2 separate regions of the Mus musculus genome follow, and region 1 is linked to region 2. A link is a loop called in an ENCODE intact Hi-C map of the cell type or tissue named here. Cell type or tissue: heart. All regions are shown on one strand. Each heading gives the region's core, and the rest is flanking DNA. Links, peaks and the distances in the headings are about the cores only. Region 1 overlaps Tekt3 (tektin 3). Region 2 holds the start of Gm36926 (a long non-coding RNA gene).

Region 1 (11,169 bases), core at 1-8,000, 52 kb after region 2:
GATGCTGTTGCGAACAATCAGAGTAAACAGATCGACACTGCCAAGGGTCATGTTTGTTTTCTAGGTTTGGCAATTATAGGTTTGGCAATTAAAGCTAATTTCCCTTCCAGAAAGCTGAATTTGTCTACAATAGTGAATAAGTCTGCCTTCCTTGGGCACGCTGGGTAGTCATCTATCCTGCAACTCTCACCAAAGTGACAGAGCATGCCCCAAGACAACAGCCAACCTGCCTGTATTTGAAGGCTAATATAAGGATATATTTGATGTTCTTAACATACTCAAAATGCAGTCCTTAGCCACATGTGGTGGTAAGAGCCTGTAGTCTTAGGAAGACAAGAAAGGCTGAGATGCTGAGGAGTTTAAGTCTAAGGTTAGCTTGGGTCACAGAGTAGGAGACCCCCTTACCTTAAAATAAAATCAGTTCTTTCCCATCGGGTGCAATGTAACTTTGTGCATGGTATTTAGTATATTGACATTAATGGTTTCTATGATGCTAAAATCTATCAAATAATTTTTTTGCTTATCTTTGTTGATTTGATTATGATACTTTCTTCTCTTTACTACCATGAGCATATGCCTGTTGTCTTCTTCCTTTGTTGTTTAACTTAAATGTATTGATTCAGGGGCTTCTGGGGGACGGAGAGCTCAGACGGTAAAGCAGTTCTCTTGCAAGGACAAGGACCTGGGTTGGCTTCCCAGACACGATGGCCTGGGGAGGCTGAGACCGACAGATCCTTGAAGCTTGCTGGCCAGCCAGTCTAACCTAATTGATGAGCTCCGGGCCAATGAAAGGCCCTGCCTGGAAAGAAAGAAGCAGCAGTCCTGAGAATGACAGCTGACGTTGTCCTCTGGCCTTCATAGGCAAACACATACATAGGCACTCCCATACACATACGGACATGCCACATACATGTTTAGACAATACTGAGTATGCCTAAAATGTTAAACCTGCTGTCTGATTCTTTGAGGCTCAGGATCAGTGGAATCAATGAGCATTTTCTCTGCTTCCATGTTGTACCAAAGTTCTGCCTGTTCTTATAAATATCATGGGATACTAAAAGAATCTTAGAATTTTGTATTGTTTAATGGTCATCTGTCTCAATGACATAGAGAAGAGGGGCAGTAGAGAAGGGAGAGGGAGGAAGGGAAAGAGGAAAGAGAGAGAGTGAGAGAGAGATACAGAAGAGAGAGAGAGAGAGATCAAAGGATGCCTGGAATCCTGCCTAGAAAACATCATTAGAACACTTTACAATATGTACTGTGGGTGTTTTCACATAAAATGGACGTAGTGGAAACTCCTGGGATTTCCAGTGGGGGAAAATGCATTTAATAAAACTTTAATATTTTTTAATCCTTAAACAATAGTTGTTTGTGAATTCAAACAAAGTCAGATGACAAACAGCAAGCAGATGGTTGAAGGCAGAGGAATTCCCACGAAGAAAGAAAGTCTATATTGGGAAGTGTAGAGCTGCCCAGTGTTACCTGACCTGTCAATCTGAACTCATCCCTGCAGTGGAACTATGTGTGGTGCAAGCCATCCTCTCCCCTGCCTGGAGGTAAGAGCTTGCAGGAGGCAGATGCAGAAGGCAGGAGCTGTGGAGGCAGTCTGGGTCCAGTGAGCCCATGACTGCAACTACCTGCAGCGCACAGGCGCACCTGCAGGAGCCGGGAAAAGGGCGATGATTCTGAACTTGGAGAGGAGTAAGAGCTACTGTGGACTGACTTCCCAGAGAGTCCCAGGATGTCAGTGTAGTCCATGACTGTGGTTTCACTAGCAGGACTTTGGGGTGAAAGCCAAACAGGAACTTTGTCTCCGTGGTTGAGGATCCTTGAATTAGGGCTCCTATTTGAGCAGATGAAGCCTTCACAGTCTCCTGCTGCCACCCACCTCTCAGGAACTGGATTCTTAGGGCAGCGTTGCAGAAGGGAGGATGTCAGAGTAGAGACTCTGCAGCCTTTTCTTTTCTATCACCCCGAGTGAAACCCCACTGCCTCACACTTTAACTGTGACCAAAGTTATGGAGTAATGGTAAGGACAACACTTTCCTGGGCTTCTGGATAGATAGCTTTAGACTGGTGTTTCTTAAACTGTTTCCAGTTAAAACCTTCTTTGAAGAAGTAAAATAATAAAATAAATAAAATAAAATAAAACAAAATAAAATAAAATAAAATAAAATCTCCTTTGCTTCTAAGCGATGGTGGTGCACACCTTTAATCCCAGCACCTGGGAGGCAGAGGCAGTTGGATCTCTGTGAGTTCAAGGCTAACTTGGTCTACAGAGTGGGTTTCCAAGATATCCAAAGCTAAATATAGAAACTCTGTCTCCCCCCAAAGTAATTAAATAAATAACCTCTTTTGCCTATATGATCTTAAGTCTAGAGGTATTAAAATTAATATTATCAAACAATTGAATTGTTTTTCTCTAAAACTTAATTATTATTTATATAGGCTAGATAGAAGTTCATATCAGGTATATGCTGTGTGAAGAGGATAATCTCCCTTCCTTGATGTTCCAGTTCTCCAGTTTTGTTGATGTAGCTTATCTTTTGTTCTTGTTTTTCTTTCAGGGTTGTATCTAAAAGACTGTCACCCACTCCCGGGTCAACGTTATTTAGACCTTCTTTTCCTAAGTATTTAATCATTTCTAACCTTGATCCTTAAGTCTTCCATCCATTTCATATGTCACAGTGTAGGGCTCTGAGGTGGATTGTTTGCTGTTTGTTTTCAGATAAAGAGCTGACGCTGATGCAGGGTTTAAGGAGATAATGGCTGCAGCCAAGGGTACTCTACCACCGGGAGGAAGAAGAAGGTGACAGGGTAGGACAGGCTAGGAAGTGATCTGGGAGGAAGGACAAGCAGTTGACCAGGACTTACTTGATCCTTATTAGTGCATGCTAATCAAAGTCTTTAAAACTGTTTGGCAGAACTCTTAAGGTGAAGAACTAGTGCTTGAGTTAACGTCTTAGACAAAGAAAGAGACTGGAAGTATCCTCAAGCACTCGGAGGCTGAAACCTCAACCGACTGAGAGAGAGACGTCAGTGTAGGTAGCACAGAAAGCCAGAGAACTCGGGAGTAATGCAGATTTAAGAGGTGGAAAGTGCAAGTGAGCCTAGGAGATTCCACAGAGCAGCTTGGACACATCAGTTCTGGGGTGGCCACTTGACCGTGGACCAAAGCTTCCCCAGATGTGCATGCCCTTTGACATCCCAGTTACTAGTCCTCAAGAGAAGTGGGGAGAAGGAGTCAGGAGCGTGCACTGGGCTCTGCAGTGATGGTTTTGACACCATGGTGGCATGGAGCTACAGGGATCAGATCCTGTGAATTGGCTAATCAAAGTTGTGTCCTACAGGTATCTGCACTGACAGGAAAGTGGCTTTGGTGTCATTTTAAATGGAGGCAGGTGTTTTCACATTGACAGATATAGTTGGAGTGCAATCTGGGAGACACATTTATGTCATTATTGCATGAAAGGGACACAATTATCTAAGAGTGTTTGACAGAATGACTGAAGTACTCCAAAATCTACAGATGCTGATTTGCATCCAAATGCGGCTATAAACACCTTATCTATTTTTTTATTCTTTCCTGTATTTTTAAAATTCTCAGTCAACATATATATTACTTATAAAACCAAGAAAATGAGCCTTTGCCAGACACTATAAATTTACTTATGAGTGGCTTTAGCCTGTACCTCCCTGATTTCTTCACCTAAACACACATTTGTGACTGTAGGCTTCTCAGTATTGAAGCGTTTTCGCTCCCCCCCCCCACACACACACACTTACCGCCAGTAGTTCTTTCTCGGCTTCATCATGAACAAGATCGATTCCCATTCTCTTCTCGCGGTGAAAGAGACACTCTCGGGAAACCTAGAGATCCACAGAGCACAGAACATGTCAATGAAATGACAGCGGCTACTTTAAAGGAAGGCAACAGGAACCCCCAAGGTGGACCTCTCAAGTCAGTTTGGAAGAGTTTAGCACAAGAAAGACCCTGGCAGGGAAGGAAGTCTTTGCTTTTACTGAAAGGTTGGCATCTACATTAGAAATTAATTTGAAAAAAAAAATCCTAGTTTGGAAAGCTGACAAAAAGAATCCCCACCAACGAGTAACTAAATTAAATGCTTGGCATCAGTTTATTGAAGAGAAACAGTTGGATAACATGAAAATAGAGTCTGAGATATAATTATTATTTCTAAGTATTTTCTACTGGAAAAAGTAGAAATAAATGGTTTGCTTTCAAAATATTAAAATGTTTGTGTAGCCAACTATCTGAGTCATTATCTATAAAATTGTTTATTTTCCTAGTTATAAAAATAATATGCTTTTACCTATTAAGAATTAAAATACAGAAAACATGTTTCAGAGGCTCATTGCTGCTTTGTTTATTGGCTGTCTGATTTTAATAAAATGGAGACAGAAATATCTCTAAATTTTATACTAATTTTTTTAGGATCAAATGAAATGGTAGACTGGAGTTTTAAAATATTCTTTGAAGCAGAGAATGTTAGTAATGACAATAAAAAGCAGCATAATTCGCTAACAATGAGCTGTGTAGGAAGTCATTGTGTAGCTAAAATGCTTTCTTCAAAACCTTTTCCATGACACAGGACTATGTTAAACTTTAGTAAATGCAAAATGTGAACCATGTTGTGATATGTTATTGAACCATAGCTGAGCAAATTTCTAATTTTTAATAGTAAAAATTACATTTACTAGAAGACGAACTGGTAGATTGTAGAAGTTCTGATTATTTAAGTGGATATCACCACACTGCCTTTCAGGAATCTTCCTCCGGCCCATGGTCCCACCGGTGACACATCCAAGTGCATGCTTTCTGCCCTAGATGTCACAAGTGTTCATTATTGCATATTTGGTAAGCTACAATGGCCCCCTGATTGATGTAATTACTATTGTGCTAAAATTTAACAAGCTTCCTCCTACTAAGTGGTTATTTATATGTTCTTTTTTGAGGTTTATCTCTATGTAATCAGGCCCTTTGACTCCATTTTGACAGTCAATATTGTAACCCACAAGAACACTCAGGCAGCCACTGCAGGAGAAAGCTCACATTAGAACCAATCAGAGCCCAGTCATAGTGAAGGGACTGAGGAAAGCAACCGAGTGTCTTGGGGACATTATATTTTCAGTCCCTGGGCTAGGTCCCAAGGAAGACATTGGAGGCATTCTGTAACAACTTAGATGAACTAATCCAAAATGACCCTATGTGAGCGCCTCCTCGGGACACTGGGACTTGTGTGTAGTTTTGTATTTGTGGTTAGTGAGAGGATGGGACAGAAAGTGACACTGTGCAGAGAAGCCCAGACAAGTCCTGAAATCACTAGACCTTCAGCCCCTTGGTCCTCACTCTTAGATACCATGAGATCTCCTGTAAGCATTCCACATTGAGACACCTGGTGTTGGTGGCGCCCACTGAGAAGTTTATTAATGTATATCCTTTCCCAGCTTCAGACAGGGAATGCCTTTTTTCTATAGTGGTGTGCATATGAGTTTGGAAGATCTATATCCAGTGGTACAAGGGTCATAGGTGACTAGAGCCCACTCAAAGCCTAATCAGACACCAGTGATTAACTGAAAGGCTGCCTGTCTATCCACGACAACTGGCCTACTACACTCAGCCCCAATTATCTTTTTAATAAAAGAATCCTAAACAGATTTCTAAAGGGGCCCCAGTTGATCGCTTATGCCTGAAAAGAAATTATGTCAACCTAGGGATTACTTCATGACACAGACTGAAAAATTTCGTTTCTTTTGGATTTTTTTTTGTTGTTTAAAAAAGTTTATTTGTGTGTGTGTGTTTATGTGTAAGTGGGTATGTAAACGTGTGTGTACATGAGTGCATGTTTGTGTATGCAGGTATATGTGTACATACATGTGTGCATTTTTGTGTATGCTTATATGTATGTAGGTATATGTGTGCAGGTTTGTATGTGTGTACATTTGTTGTGTATGTGTATGCAGGTTTCTGTGTATGCATGTGTATATGTGTGTGTGTGTACAGGTTTCTCTGTGTGTGTGTGTGTGTGTGTGTGTGTGTGTGTGTGTGTGTGTGCATGTCTGTGTGTGTGTGTACACATGTGAAGGCCCAAGGTCAGTCTTAAAGGTTATGCTAACTCAGATACCACCACCTTCATTCTGAAACGGAGTTTCTCATTGGCCTGGAACTCACTGATTATGCTGGCTGGTCAGTGAACCCAGTGATCCCCCTGCCTCCACCCTGCCAGTACTGGGGTTGCCAGCATACACCACCATGCCCTGCTTTTTCATATGGGTTCCAGGGATCAAATTTGGGTTCTCCTACTTGCAAGGCAAAGGTGTCACCGACTGAGCCATCTCCTCAGCTCTCATTAAATTAAGATTTTCTTAAACAACCGTTTTTCTTACATTTTCATCTTAATCTACAACCTGCAGAGATCAGACCAGCCTTTTCAACAGCCAAGAAGAGGGCACATTCGGCTGAAAACAGTGGGTAGCATAATCGTGTTAGTCTGCTTCGCTTTCAGAATTCGCTCAGAAACTCACTATGTGCGATATGTATAAAATGGCAATGGTTAGCCATTACCTCTCTATCCCATTTACAAATTTACTAATGATGAGTGGTGCTTCTATGGGCAGCAGAAATGTACTTTGTTGGAGATAGCTATAACCACTGGGCTGCAGTGCCTTCTACTCTGACCCTCATCCTCACCTGCAGAGGGCCTTCAGTCTCTATCAAACCCCTCTCCAGCCTTCTCTTAATATCAGTCAGTGCATTTGTCTCTCCAATCATTTCATCCAACTCATGTGTGATTTCAGATTTCCAAAACGCTAAGTCATTGACTCGTTCTCCCAGGTTTTGGGTAGAGTGAGCCTGGGTCTTCCGGATCTGCTGGTATTTGTCTTGAATGAGCCGAGATGTATCCACTCTGAGTCGCTCTGAGTTGTGCCGTGAGGAATTGGACTCCTGGAAGCTGACTAGATTGGAGCGGTACCAGTCGTCAGGGGTGTACCTCGTGAAGAAGGTGGTCCTATTGGACACGAAAGGGAGCATGGTGCTCTCACACACTCTCTGGGACCTCGAGGAGTACGGGGCCAAGGTTGGGTAGTTGTAGGCCGTTTTGTAGTAGGTGTTCGGTCTCCATGGAAGGCTCAAGCTATGTGTCAGATTGCGATGGGGAAAGCGGTCCTTATAGCTCGATGTTATGGTACCAATGGCTGGTAGAAAGCTGGCCGATGCAGGTGGAGGGTGGGCATATGTAGCCGTCAAAGTAGAACCTAAAAGTTCCATGGTGCTCAAACACAATTTATAAATCTCTCCTGCAAAAGAGGGACGGAAGGGAGGGACGGAGGGAGGAGGGGGGGAGAGAGGGAGTGAGGGAGGGAGTGAGGGAGGGAGGGAGGAAGGAAGGGAGGGAGGGAGGGAGGGAGGGAGGGAGGGAGGAAGGAAGGAAGGAAGGAAGGAAGGAAGGAAGGAAGGAAGGAAGGAAGGAAGGAAGGAAGGAAAGAAAGAAAAAGCAAATAAATTAATCTTATATAACATACTGATAAAAGATTTCATCTGACACAGTACCAGCTTCAGAGTTCCCAGGCTTATTATATATCTCTTCTGATATGTTAACAGCACTTTCTGGTGATGATTTTAAAGTTTCCATCTCCAAGCCTCTAAAATGTATGAAGGTAGTGTGTTTTTATATTAGTCACTTGAATTTTTGACATTCAAACGTTCTAAATTAAAAGACTGATCCTGTTGTGTGCAAACACATGCGTGTGGCTTCACATTATCCCAACTGCAGTTCATCTCATTCTAGAACATGCAGCTTTTTATTCTTAGTTGAATACATTCATGGGGCCTCCTAGGGAGACCAGGACACTTCAGACTGTGGCATAGGTTTTGCAATATAATTCTGTTGGGGAACTTATGGCTACAGACCTGTTACTAAGAGGGAGAGAATTAAGTCATATTACACTTGATGCACTATTCAGATAAAAAGAAATAAGTTCCTCAATGATTAATTAGCTACATAACAATACAGGATAACTGATTTGTAGAACTGTGTTCAAATTAATATCCACTCATAAAATAGCTTCCCATGCCAGAGTGGCCCAAGTAGCACTCGCTCCCTCACTGTGGGCTAAACCCCTTTCCTTTTCCTCCTAGTCACTCTATACTGGCATCTCTTCACTTCAGTTTGGAACTTTAAATATTGCTTTTCTTCAAAGTGAGTTCAAAGCAACTTGAGGTGTTGGGGACCTTAAGTCTGTCTTGCTTCCAACCTGTCTCCCTGGTCAGATCCAGAAATAACATAGTTTCCTTCTAGCAAAAACATTTCTCCTTAGCTTTGCTTAATGTTTGACAATAAAAGATCTCAAATCCAGAGAAGGTCAGTTAGTACTCTGACTGGAGGACTTGAAGGGCAGAATGTCACGTGGGTTTTTCTAACACCTGCTATGCTGGCATCTTGAGGTATCACAATCCAGGATTGTCAAAACTGAAACCACACAGCCGCGGAATATGAGACACACGCACAACATGAGACACGAGGAATGGGGAAACGCCGAGTATGGAAAAGCAGCCAGAGTTTTGTTTTAGGGAAGGGATGGCTGAGGATCTGGACTAGTGGACAGAGCTTAGAACTCAGGTCTGGGGATGAGTTCCACAAGAACTATGTTATAACCAAACCTGGAGCTCTGGCCATCCATCCTTTAAGGCCACCCAGGAAGAGGGAATCAAAGTCATCCCTTGATAATATTTTACCAAAGTTCTCCACTGCTGTATAGTGTATTTGGGTCTCCTATTGGTTAAGAATCCTGAAGGTCTCATGGCCTAAAAAAAAAATGTTTAAAAACTCAAACAGGATTTCCACCTACATCCATGGTAGACTAGCCAACACTGTACATCTAAAAGCCTGGATCCAACATATGAGACAGCTTCTCTCACACACTGGGCTACAGGCAACATAGGACTGATCCCTGAAAAAAAGGAAGCGAATAATGAGCCTTCTTATTGTTGAGCCATTGTGTTTGGGGAGCAATTTCCAGATCACTGTGGGGGAAACACATGAAATGGACAAGAGCATGGCAGACTCCGTATTGATAGAGCAACCAGACTCTGGAGGGGCTTCAACAGCTAGAAGTTGTGAGCAAAATTCAAGCAAACAACAAGCTATACAAACACAGCTTAGAGAGCTACACAGGGGATGCATGTGAGTCTCTGACTGGACATAACCTGCATATGTATCAAGGGACCCTCCTCAAACTTTGCCAAACACTGGGGGCAGAGTTGTTGGATGAACGATCTCTCAAGCCGAGAAGGGAGAGATGTGTACTGAGCAAGATTAGAATCTATGATGCTCCCAGGAGACAGTCAGCGAAGATGTCAGAACTGTCACACATTTGAAGTCCCTGGCTTGAGAACAGTTACTACGGATTGAACATGAAATCTCAGCCATGAGATCAGGTTTGCTCCTGGTCCCCAGTTGGTGGTGTTACTTTAGGAGGTTGCAGAAACATCAAGGAAGCAGGTTCTAGCTGGGGGAGTAAGCCACTAGGGGCAAGTTCTTGAGGGCGCATCACCTCTGGCTGCTTGGCTGGCTCTCTGTTTGCTTGTTGGCCGTGGGCAACAACCCTCCTGCAATTATACTCTTCTCTGATCATCTTGCATGTGGGCCCAACCAACCCTCTGAAACCATGAGCCAAAATTAACCTTCCCTCCCTTAATTAGCTCTTGTCTGGTAATTTTCCTTAGTAATGCCAAGATGTGAAGAACATTCTGGAGGCTCACTTAAGCAAAAGTGGACACAGGTCTCAGGATGATCAGATTGGCCAACAAGTGACTTGGTTTCCTGAGAACATCAAAACACTCAACCAGGTGGCATCGCTGTGTCCAGCAACCCGTCAAAAAAAAAAAAACAAAAAACTACATACATACTTACAGAAAAAGTATGGCCATAATTAAAGAGAATCGGTCTGTAGAAGCAAGTCTGGAAATGGAAGGAATGATGGGGGGGAGAACAACTGTGGGAGGAGCCAATGGAAAATAGGCGGGGCAAATGCACACAATGTCTACTTAACCCATTAATTGGCATGGGCTGCAGATTGGACACTGGAGACATAGAGATTGGTATACTCAAGCCTGGTGAACAGGAAACAGGGATTTTTGGTTTTGTTTTTGGTATTTAAAGAGAAAGACGAAGCAGCAGTATAATAGTACAGGAACTGTCCCTTTGTGATGTCAGAGGAGAGGGTCTAAAGGGAAGAAATAACTGAATGCCTTCCACATGTGATGGAAACTATTGTAGTCTTTATTATAAAAGTATAGAAATCCCACAAACTGTAAAAAGATAAACAGATGTGTGTGTGTGTGTGTGTGTGTGTGTGTGTGTGTACCCCAGTGCCACCCAGGGCTTATCCAAATCACATTTCTAAAAGCCAGGCCTAAAGGAAAAGCTGAGGAACCAAGAGAAAAAAGAGTAAAACAGCACAGCAAGAAGAAAGAATGGGTGTAGGAAGGAGCCTGGGATTGTCAGAAACTACTCAAGCAGGATGGCAATTTTCCCGTGTTTGTTTTGTGGTGCTTGGCACCAAACCCATAGTCTTTCACCTGTGAGGCAAGCATTCTACCAACTGAGCTACATGCCAGCCTTTGACAGAGTCTTTAGAGAGACCTGGAAGACAGCCTAAGGTAGACATTCTCTAGCAAGTGAAATGTCTCTCCCTCTAGTTGGCTTTCTGTTGCTGTGATACCACCACCACCACCACCACCACCACCACAGGCGACTGAGGGAGAACGGGCTGATCCATCCTGACCACAGTCTGTGACTGAGGGATGCAGGAACTCGAGCAGCAGCAGAAGCAGGAACCACAAAGGATGCTGCTTCCTGGCCTGCTCCTCATCACTCACTCAGCTTGCTTTCTAATTCAACTCAAAGGCTGAGCCTGCCCACAGTGGGTGGGTCCAGCTCACATCAATCATTAATCAAGAAAATGCCCCACAGACTTGCCCACAGGCCAATTTGATGGTGTGCTCTCAAGATTCCCTCTTCCCAGATGTCCTGAGCTTGTGTCAACAAACAAAACCCAACCAACACATCCCTCAAAAAAAGTAAAACCGTATAAAAGATTTTTTTTCAAACAAAAGTCGAAAGGATTCATCAGCAGCAGGCTTGCACA
Region 2 (10,605 bases), core at 1-8,000:
CGCTGGCCAGCTGGGTGAACACTGCAGCCTCGCCCTAGGTAGAACCATCTAGGCGCCTCTCTCCCTTCTAATCAGGATGCATTCAGATTCTAGAAACTCTCGGACCACTTGCTTGCCTCCCCAGCCAAATACACACCCAGGTTTAAAGCAAGAATTTGAGAACCCCAAGGTTCAGTAATCTATGTTCCGTCTTCATTGCAGTCGCTTCCATTTGCAGGTTGCAATGGACAAAAACTGAGCCACTCTATAAAGCACACCCTACCCAGAGATACCATTTGCCAATCAAACTCACCAGACCAATGGTGTAACCCCTTCCTCCACTTGGATGTCTCTGCAGTCAAGAGCAAAGGCTTGGGAGCCCTCCCCGTAGGACAGCAGATGCCCACAGCAGACCAGACTCTGAGCTCTGCTGCTTCCAGCCAGGCTCCCTGAGAGGTTCTCTGGTGGAGCTCCCTGTAACTGAAGCTGTCCTAGGCGTCTTTCCAGTTTATTCAGGGGCTGGTCCAATGCTGGGATATGTCATGGTGGCCTGAGAGGTTCTCAGCCTCTACTATTTAAAGAGACAGTGTCCAGCTTGTGTATCTTCCAGGATAGAGTGATCCCAAGAGGCCTTGCAGGAAATGAACTTGGAATGAATTTGTGGTGTTCCTGAACCTGAAAGCTCGGGGCTGTCCTCCCTGGAAACGCTAACCTGTATATAGGCAAAGAGAGCCAGCCCATTCTTAGTTAGCTATCTGCAATTTTGAGTGGATTCTGCAGAACTGAAATCTGTGTAGTGGGTATATACATACAGTGTTACACAGTGCAAGGAATCACTGTACAGCATTCCAACGTGGTACAACTTAGCCCATCAACATCATGCCAGGGAACCAAATATCTCAGTGATACCAAAGTCAGGTTCCTTTTGCTATGTGCCCAATTAGCAAGAGTCCATGATATCTGCTCTTTCTGCCTTGACTCCCTCAGCCCCAGCATACCATACTGGCTGAGTATTAGAATGGAATTTAGGGAAACATGTCTTTCAGCTTTGTCTTTAATGTATCTTTCCTCGGATCTCTATTAAGTAGTGACCTTGGTGAGGACACTCATTTCAAGCTAACAACCCTCTGCAGAAAAGGGTTCTGAAGCCGGGCAGTGGAGACAGAGGCAGGTGGATTTCTAAGTTCGAGGCCAGCCTGGTCTACAGAGTGAGTACCAGGACAGCCAGGGCTACACAGAGAAACCCTGTCTGACAAAAACAAACAAACAAAAAAATGGTTCTGACCTCTCCGGCAGGATAGACCAGAAGAGCAGTTGGGAAGTCAAGAGCTTGGCAGATGACGCTTGGAGCATTTTCTCAGCTCAGCCCACCCCCTCTATCACATAAGAAGGGTCTTCATCACTAACAAGTACAGATGCTCATCTAACGGAAGAGGTTTACTTGAAGCGATTTCCTGGAATCCTGGCACTTTCCCCAGTCTCTACTTTCCCCAGTCTCTTATGTCAGGAACGTCCACTGTGATCAACCCAAGGCATCAGAGGAAGTCCTCCTCTGCTGTACAGACCTCACATCTTGCTGGGCTTCATAGTCAGGGACAAGGCTGATGGTCCAATTGCTCTGCTCTCAGCCAGCATCTTCTAGTTCCCCCAGGTCTCTTCTTTCTCCCTTGCTATAGCTGTTTCTACTTTCCCAACACTCATTCTTAGCCCTGACTGTTATGCTTAGAAGAAACTGAAAACGGGTCCAATGATCTCAGTAGGGTCCATGGCAGAGATGCTGGCACTGGTGGCAAGGGATGGGACTCAGAGTCTGGTCGCTCGTCTCACTGATTCTCCAGCATGTCCAGCATGGTGTTCTGGAATTATTACACCCTTAGTTTTCCTTCCAGGTTCCCTCTGTGGTTCAATATAAACCAGGTCGAGGCTAGGGGATGGGCTATTGATTATGCAAGACATGGATTAGTCTCATCGGGTGAAACGGGGCAGGGTATGGACAAAAAGATGAGAGCCTATCCCAGTCCTCCTCTGACATGGTCTGCACAGAGTTCTGGAAAGCAGGAAGCACAGGTCCTTTGATCTTTACAGACGTCCTCCTCCCATGATTAAATCGAAGACTGAAAGCCAGAGGCTGTTATCTCTCAGTCCAGGACATAACGGTCACATCAGAAAATATCATTTATGACCTCAAAGCCTAGACTTTGAGGAAGAGTGACAGCGAGGGCTGCAGGCATGGATTTTGCATCTGGGCCTATCAGGTTCCTCCCTGAGTCCAGTCTTCCCTAGACCCGCCCTCTCAGCCTCTGTCTCTTTGGCCCTCCATCTCAGCTGCTAAGCCCTGGCAGAGCTGCTGACTATACAGCTCATCCGCACCAGTCTTCACCCATCAGGCCCGAGATGTCTGCCTCCTCCCCCTTGGAGCCACCTGAGGGAGATGTCCTTCTGGTTCTCTCACGCTCCTTTAAGGATCACTCTCCTCGGCCAAATAGGACTTCATTGCAGCCATGAATAATGTCCCATTGAGCTACTTGCCATGATAATCACACAGAACAGTCACCCAATCATATTTATCATCGTGGATGTTTGCCTCCCCTTTACACATAGAGAAAATAAGACTCCTACAACTTCACCGAGGAAACAGTGAGGTCACCCCAGACTGGCTAGTTCTAAAGGCTGAGTGTTTCTGCTGCACTGAGTTTGAGTCTCTCAGGAGTGATCACTCCATTCAGAAGTCATGGACTAAATTAATAGCATTAGCCATTTATATTTACCAAGCCATCCTATTAAGACCAAGGATCACCCTGAGCATTTCATACGAATCAAATCACTAACCTTTGCAATGACCGTACAAAATGGGTACCATGCAAGGCCCTGTTCTGTCTTACTCCTCCTTGTTACATCTACAAAACTCCTAGAGCACTTTCCATAATTCAATTTCCTTTTTCATGAAAGATATACTTTATATACAGTTAGTCGCCCACATTTCTCTTTCTATTAAATGGGGAAAGTTATACCTGTCCCTGGGAACTGATATCCAGCATCCAGCCTCAGGAGGTCCATGTTACACACACACACACACACACACACACACACACACACACACATCTGGCCAGCACCTGCCCTGGGACAATGCTCAGAAGTAACAGTTGATTCCATGAGACTGCCACTGTTGTCTTTTGGAGTAGAACTCAAGCAGATTCTGCAGGAGGAAGCCCTTTGTGCACTTGGCAGCCGATAACATGCTGTTGTCTAGAGCATCCTGTCCAGAGGGAAGCACTGTAACTATTTCCATGTGAAGGAGCTGGGGTGAGAAAAATGCACGCGTTTCTCCCGGCATCAGCCTGCAAAGGCCAGGCTGGGACCCAAGGCCTGCTTCCCTACCCTGTGGCTTTTCATTCTGCACACTCCTCAAGAGCAAAGGAGAGGTGAGACTTGCACTTGGCCTGTGTCCAGATGGTGACGTGGCCAGAAGCATCTTTCCTCCATCACTATCTGGACAGTGTTCACACAGCCAAGGAAGCCTGTGCAGCCTCATGGCAGTCTGTGTGGGAGAGTTCTTGGCCCAACCTGGATGCAGCTGGTCTGGAAGGATTTTCAAAAGTCAACTCACTGGCTCTGGGTGCATCTACACTGTTCTGACCTTGTGAGCAGACCTTAAGAGCAGCTTATTAGAAGAACAGGCAAAGGGGGAGAGAATGAACAGAAAGAGGAAGGGACAATGGAGGCAGAGAGAAGGGAAGGAACGGGACTAAGTTTAACTTCCACTGGCTTCCATTCCCCTCTGACAATACAGAAGTTTGAAACTATGTCATGTTCAAGTCCTGAAGGATGGGAAGATGCTCTGTATAAACAAAGAAGATCAAATCAGCCACATACACACACACACACACACACACACACACACACCCCACATCACCACACACAGACACACAGAAGCACACACACACCCCACACCATACACATCACATTACATGCCACATACATACATGTGATATACTATGCCACACACATGCACACATATATGCACACACACCCCACATATATACCTCACACACGTACCCATACACTACACACACACACACATATCACACACACACACACCACCACCACCATTACCATCACCATAACATGCACACACATACCCCATCACCCAAACACACACTCACACACACACACCACACACATTATCATACTACATGCCACACACATATACATACACACATGTGTGTTCACATGCACACATACATACCACACCATATACATACCACATGTATACTACACACACACACATCACAAACACATCACACACACACCCATCCACACACACCAAGCACATACACATGTATCACACACACAACCTAACTTGCAAATTCACAGTTTTATCTCAGAATGAAGTGCATCTTCGGCTCCTTCACCTGTGGGAGAGAGAAAGCACAGAATAATTATGTTGCAGACACAAAGAAAACTACAGAACACAAACCACTCTTTGTCCCTGAATGTGTTGTTGCTTAGGGAAGCCAGATTCCAGAGATGCAAGTGGAAGGGGAGAAAGCTGCCTTTCTCTGCCATCCCATAAGCTGACAGAGAGCAATTTGAGCGAGAGAAGGTCAGAAACAGACACGTATTTGCAACCCTGAAGCTGAAACTTATCTAAAGCTCCCAGTCAGTCCTAAGAGGCAGGCTTCTGCTCCCAGAGAGATGGGGAGTGAGCAGTCTCACTGCAGAACTTATAAAGGAGGAGAGTGGACCATGACATACTGTCTGGGCTTCTGCAGAGCAGCTGTGGTCCTTCTTACAAAGGCAGCCTGGACTTGATATGACATACAGAGAGAGGGGACAAAAAGACTGCTTACTACCCACAAGGGGATGCTTGAGCCCTACACGTGAGAAATGAGCATTCACCTCCAGCAGGAGGAGCAATGAGGGCCTGGGGAAACAACCCCAGTGTAGCCCCAAGGTGTCTCACTCCCTGTGAGCCTCTGAGCCTGTGGTCTGAGAATGAGCCCCAGGGCAGGTGTTCTCTTCCTCTGAGAGCCTCCGGCTGCTTTTCAAGTGTGAAACCTTAGCTACCCCAGGACGGTCACAAGCAGAGGTCAAAGGTCAAACCCTTTTGCGAAGTTCAAAGGGAAAAGTGGGCAAAATTTCAAGTGTGTTTCCTCTTCATTGTTATGGTCTAGGAAATACCTAATCCAGGGAACTTCAGTGGCAGGGCCTCCTGTGGAGATCATTTAAAACTTTGAGCTCAGAAATGAATTTTAGGAATTTATTTGAAAATGGTCCTGGATGTGTGAAAAGCTGCTGCTCAAATGTATTAATCATGACAATTCTTATAATGAAAGAGGTTATGAATAGTCAGTAAGCTTTGGCTCAGCCATAGCTCAACTATTATAGAAACCTTTAAAGTAATATAGAGGTGGTGAATAATGAAATTCAGGGACACGTGTAATACATATGGAATATTATACTCACAATGCATTGAACACTTTCTGTGGGCCAGTGCTAAACACCTCATTTAACCCACTTCTCTAAGAACAGAGTGGCTGTGACCTCCTAAGGCACCCACACAATTGGCAGAACAGTGGTGCCCAAATATACACTTAGGCCATCAGGCCATATTCTTAACTACTCAACTCCAGGGGATAGCAGGCTTGTTTGCTTTTGTTTTTATTTTTTATTTAGGGTATTGAGGATTGAATCCTGGTCCTTTCACGTGCTAAGCAAGCAAGTACTCTACCACTGAGCTACCTTCCTAGTCCTCTGGTCCTTTTTAAGGCTCTTGTTTGTTCATTTGTTTGTTTTAATTTTGAGACAGGGTTTCACTAAGTTGCTCAGGTTGGCCTTGAACTCACTCTGTAATCCTGCAAGACTTAAACTCAGACTCGCAGTCAGAAGTAGCTGGGGATTATAGGCCTGTGCGACCAGGCTCAACGTGTATGTAGTCTCAAAGCTCCATGGTAACAGCAATGAGGGTAAACCCCATGATTATGCAGAGCCGAGAGTGCAGGCTACCTCTGTAAGCAGCGTGTGTTGTGGTTGGGATAACCATTCCTCCAGCCATGCATATGCTATGACTTTGTCAGCGGAGGAACGTATAGACAGTAGGACCTAACAGAAGGAAGCAGTATCATCAGGACCTCACCCCATTCTCTCCTTCTCTTTGCTTCCTAACTGCCATGAGGTAGGCATCTTTCCCCATTGTGTACTTCCTGCCGTGGATCTCTGCCTCAAAGTCAGCCCTGCTGCCTAGAGCCAGCCAATCCTGGACTGCAATTCCTGAATCCTCCCTGTAAGTTGAATGCATCGATATTTTGATTCAACAGTGGAGGGCAATAAACACACTGTGCCTCTTTTGATTCAACAGTGGAGGGCAATAAACACACTGTGCCTCCACGCTCTGACTTAAAATGAGTAAACAAACTGTGGGGAGCTAAGCACACCTCATGGCTAATTGTAGAGACTAGTCAGACATTCCAGCCCCAGGTCCCCAGCACACAGAATCTGTGGTTTTCTGGCACAAGTGGAAAGAATACAAACAGCCCACTTCAGGGAAGGAGCGAGAGGGCCAGGAGCCAGGGCTTGCTGGTCACAGCTGGACAGAAAGGTGGGCAATTAGTGTTGGGCTAATATGTATGTGCACTAGGAGTTTGATAATCCTGTGTTTTACTTTTAACAATGTATCAGATGATGCACAAGAAAGAAAGTAGGCCTAGATCTGTTTTTATCTTGAGGGATTCTTACAGAGTCTTCGGAATTCATTGGTTTAGGTACATGGCTTTGAATGTGAAAAAAAAAAAGAATGTAAAGGAAGGAAGGAAGGGAGGGAGGGAGGGAGGAGAGAGAGAGAGAAAGAAGGAAGGAAGGGAGGAAGGAAGGAAGGAAGGAAGGAAGGAAGGAAGGAAGGAAGGAAGGAAGGAAGGAAGGAAGGAAGGGAAAGAAAGAAATGCCGGCCACAGCATGTGGTAAGACGGTGGTTCAGATGACTAAAATAATACTGGAAATGGTGGTTAGCTTGCCTCAGGGGAAAGCCCTGTGTGGTTGTTATGATTTACCACCTACTACCATATTGTCTTTTCCCTCAGTTTCTTCCTCTTTCTTGCTTAATGCCCAGACTCAGAGTATGTGCCCATACTTAACATATGAATGCTATTAACATCTGAATTCCTCTACCACATGAGCTGCTCAATTAGGATTCCTGGGACATTTGTGAGTTTTGTGTCTCAGGGGAGTGAATTCATGAGCCTTCCCTGGGGGATGGGCAATGTGATATCTTCCCCCACCTTAGCTCCAAGATTCAGGATCACTGAATGTCACTGTTGAAAACATTGGCCTACATGACCTTCTCTGGCATTAATGCTATGAGCTTCATCCACGGAGGAAGTGGACCATAGCCATCTCAGAAAATCAAAAGGTCGATTTCAAGGCAGGAAGCCTCGGCTAAGAAGTCTCAACTAGATAACTTTCCAAAGATAGAAAACAGGAAACATCAATAGTACCGAACCCTGAGAAGTCCCAATCAGTTTTGTCACTATGAACCCAGGTGAGAAAAGGGAGAGATGTGCCTGGGATCATGTGATGATTGAGTGTTGGATACACAAAGATCCTTATACCCACAGACATCCAGGGAAAACAAGAGCATCAATCACGCAGGGGGTCTCCTCAAAGGAGGGAAGACCTGTTCTTCCATTCAGAATGCTGGGAATTAGGGGTGATTGACAGCCTGGTGATCTGCATTATTTGTTAGACCAGTTCACATCAAGCTTGTATAACCAAGACAGGAGGTGGCTGGCAATCTCAATGGCCCTTACAGCCACGCTTCCAATACCAGGGCCAGAGAGATTAATAGTCTAAATGACCCCTAAATTATCTGCATAGCCAGAGGTTCCCCAAGCTTCCACAACAAGAACCAGAGATGGCTAACATCCCAAAGGACCCAGACCCTTCCCTAGGCCCTTATGCTAACACACGTAGCCTATCTCTAGGACCCATCTTCTTGGGAGAAATGACATGCATCCTGGATTGAGTTTTGATGTAATTATGCTTTCTTGTGAACTGGAGATTGTATTACATCAGGAAACTTTTCTAAACGGTTCTGTGTTTTAAACATGCTGGCAATGAACCACCTGGCATCAGACTCCCCAAGCCAGCTCCAGGTTGATGAAGTCTTTCTGATTTTTCATTCTCACTGCTTTGCAGTCCACTTCCTCTCCTGGATGCCTGCAGGGACCCCCTCAGTCAAGACAGACAGAATCACACTGTTCTCAGGTCTTCAGGATCTGCCCTCATGCATTTCCTCCCCATTTGACAGCATTTCCTCTCAGTGAGTGGCTTGCTGTGGTCTTTCACAGCTAAGATGGTGCACAAATGAACCAAGGATGGCTTTGGGTATTAGGTTATTTAGCTCACTGTACGCTTAGATTCATCAGCTCAAAAGCCTAGTGGTTTCAAACTCAATGTTTTATACATTACACTATTACAAAAGTAGTTCTGACAATCATATTTTTAGCCCTATAGTTTCTACCTTCTTTGCATACATACATCAGATCATCATCTACCTACGGACAAAATGGAATCTTATGCTTATAAGATCCCCTTTCTGATGTCCCCTTCCACAAGAACTCCCTATCCTCATCTCTGTGTGCTATATCCCCCCCCCCCACACACACACCCCAGTAAACCTCAGGCTATGAAGCCTCTTCTATGTAGTTCCATCTGTACACTGCCAACAAAGTTTGCCATGTTCTACGGTCTCTTACTGTCATGGAGTTTTCAAATGCCCATCCCCAAAGTCCTTTGAGTGAAGACTCACACATGGGTGGGTGGTGGAACCCAGTGGATCCCAAGATCACAGAACTCAGCAATGTCCCAAGGAAATTGAGGAAATGTCCAGAGGAAGTGAGTGTCAGGTGCTATCACACCACACCTTCTTCTAATAATCCAGCAGATTGAATTTTGAATCCAGTGACACATTAGAAAAATTAATGAATACCCTCTTAGTTTGTCTTCTATTGCTGTGATAAAACACAGAGCAAAAACAGATGTGGGATGAAGGGGTTTAGTTCATCTTACAACTCTCAGGTCACATATCACTGAGGAAAGCCAAGACAGGAGCCTGGAGGCAGGACCTGAAGCAGAGACCATAGACAGGTGCTGCTTAATGGCTTGCTCCAGAAAGAGCCTTCACTACAGCAAGCTGAGGGTGAGGAGGAACTCATGGGCTCCTCCGTTTGAGGCCAGGCAAAGGGCAACCAGGAGCACACACTTGTATGTCAGCTGGTGGAAGTCTATGCCATCTGTATGTACAGACGACACTGCAGGCATGTGTCTATCCCAGGAACCGAAGAGCCATTTTGACTCTGCAGCTCTGGCATCTGGTCCTCAACCCTTCTCCCGTAGCACACAGTGTGTGAATTCCTGGGTGGAGCTGAAACAGGCTGGCCATCTACTAGAAGCTTGCCACTTGTAGTATCAGTTTCCTGCCCACACCAGCGCTGCCTTCCATCAAGGAAACAGAAGCCTTGCTGAGGTCACTGGACTCTGCTGATTTCTTCCATGGTGAGAGACATCTGACTTTTTCCAGGTGGTGACTAAGTGTATTTGGCATCCACGGCACTCTACGGAGCCCGGACTTTGGGACAAGTGTGCTTTGAACATCTTCAATTCAACTATGTGATGAGAAGCAAGACTGAAGTCCTCTTAAAACAATATTCAATAGATATTTATTGAGCAGCAACTGTAGCCAGAGACCAACACCATTGTTCAGCCCGCAGACACTTCTCAGCCCTAATGCTCACCTCCTTCAAGAGATGGATTCTATTTTTCCACTCTTTAAGTTGGCATCTATCCATGCTAGTGTGATATTAACGGTGCAACATGGGAAATGCTGTAGGAGGAAGCCCAGACATGCTTCTGGGTTGAGAGCTTTTGGTGTCACTTGTAGGAGTTTGGCATTTGTCACTGGGCTCCGACAAGGAAGTAGGTTCAGATAAGAATATTAGAAACGGTGACCGTGGGGCTTTGGTTACCACTTTACTTAATTATTATCTTGTGTGATCGCTTGGCTTCCTACTTTGCTAATTACTATCTTATGTGATCATTTTGTTTACTACTTCACTTGATTACTTTGTCTTTGATCTCAGAACCGGCCGTGGGTTTTTTGGATGTACCTAGAATGATATAAAAGCAGACTGGGAAAGACTAGAGCTGCTTCTGCCTCAGTACAGGCTGAAGCCATGTTATACTTTTCTCTAATTGCTTTTCTTCTTTTTCAACCCTCACTTCCTCCCTTGAGACCCTGTCGACTGACTGAGCTGGTTTGCTCACTTCTGGAGACTGAGAGGAAACGCGATAGGAGATTCTCAACCACCATCCCAGCTACCTGTGCTAAGGTCCCCCAAGTACACCAGAGTCGGACCTGGAGCAGAGGGACGCCAATGAAAATCACGTGAGAATGGTGAGAGCCAACCACACGCTATTTTAGGCCAATAAATTTGGAGGTGGTTTTGATACACAGAACAAAGTAACTGATACACTAATAACCCTTGATCTGGGAGATGGGTGCCAACCATGTTACCCAGGAGTTTATGACAATGGGAAGAGAGGCAATGTCCCCTGTGGTAGCAAACTAATTTC

What was found. Hi-C counts contacts between places; a loop is a spot of excess contacts. Peaks named below come from ENCODE experiments on the same cell type or tissue, not always from the same donor. Only the 100,000 strongest peaks of a DNase experiment are listed, where the experiment ranks them.
Region 1: it touches region 2 in a loop (2.0-fold over the local background); 2 of 42 quality-filtered maps call a loop at or near these places.

Annotation. Positions count from the first base shown.
Region 1 is chr11:63,066,126-63,077,294 of GRCm38, reverse strand. Tekt3 (tektin 3) reads right to left here. Exons shown (of 8, transcript NM_027660.1): 2 at 6,710-7,317; 3 at 3,787-3,870. The coding sequence starts at 7,288. Among named protein-coding and RNA genes, the nearest start is that of Tekt3, 10 kb to the right of the region's middle. In heart, for the core only: no CTCF peak of the experiment used is centred there; no DNase peak of the experiment used is centred there; H3K27me3 peaks cover 287 bases.
Region 2 is chr11:63,118,838-63,129,442 of GRCm38, reverse strand. It overlaps Gm36926 (a long non-coding RNA gene), which reads left to right and starts at 10,184. Exons shown (of 3, transcript XR_388733.4): 1 at 10,184-10,426. It also overlaps a transcript of Pmp22 not described here. In heart, for the core only: a CTCF peak has its summit at 4,884; DNase peaks (open chromatin) are centred at 482 and 3,402; H3K4me3 peaks cover 60 bases; H3K27ac peaks cover 1,229 bases.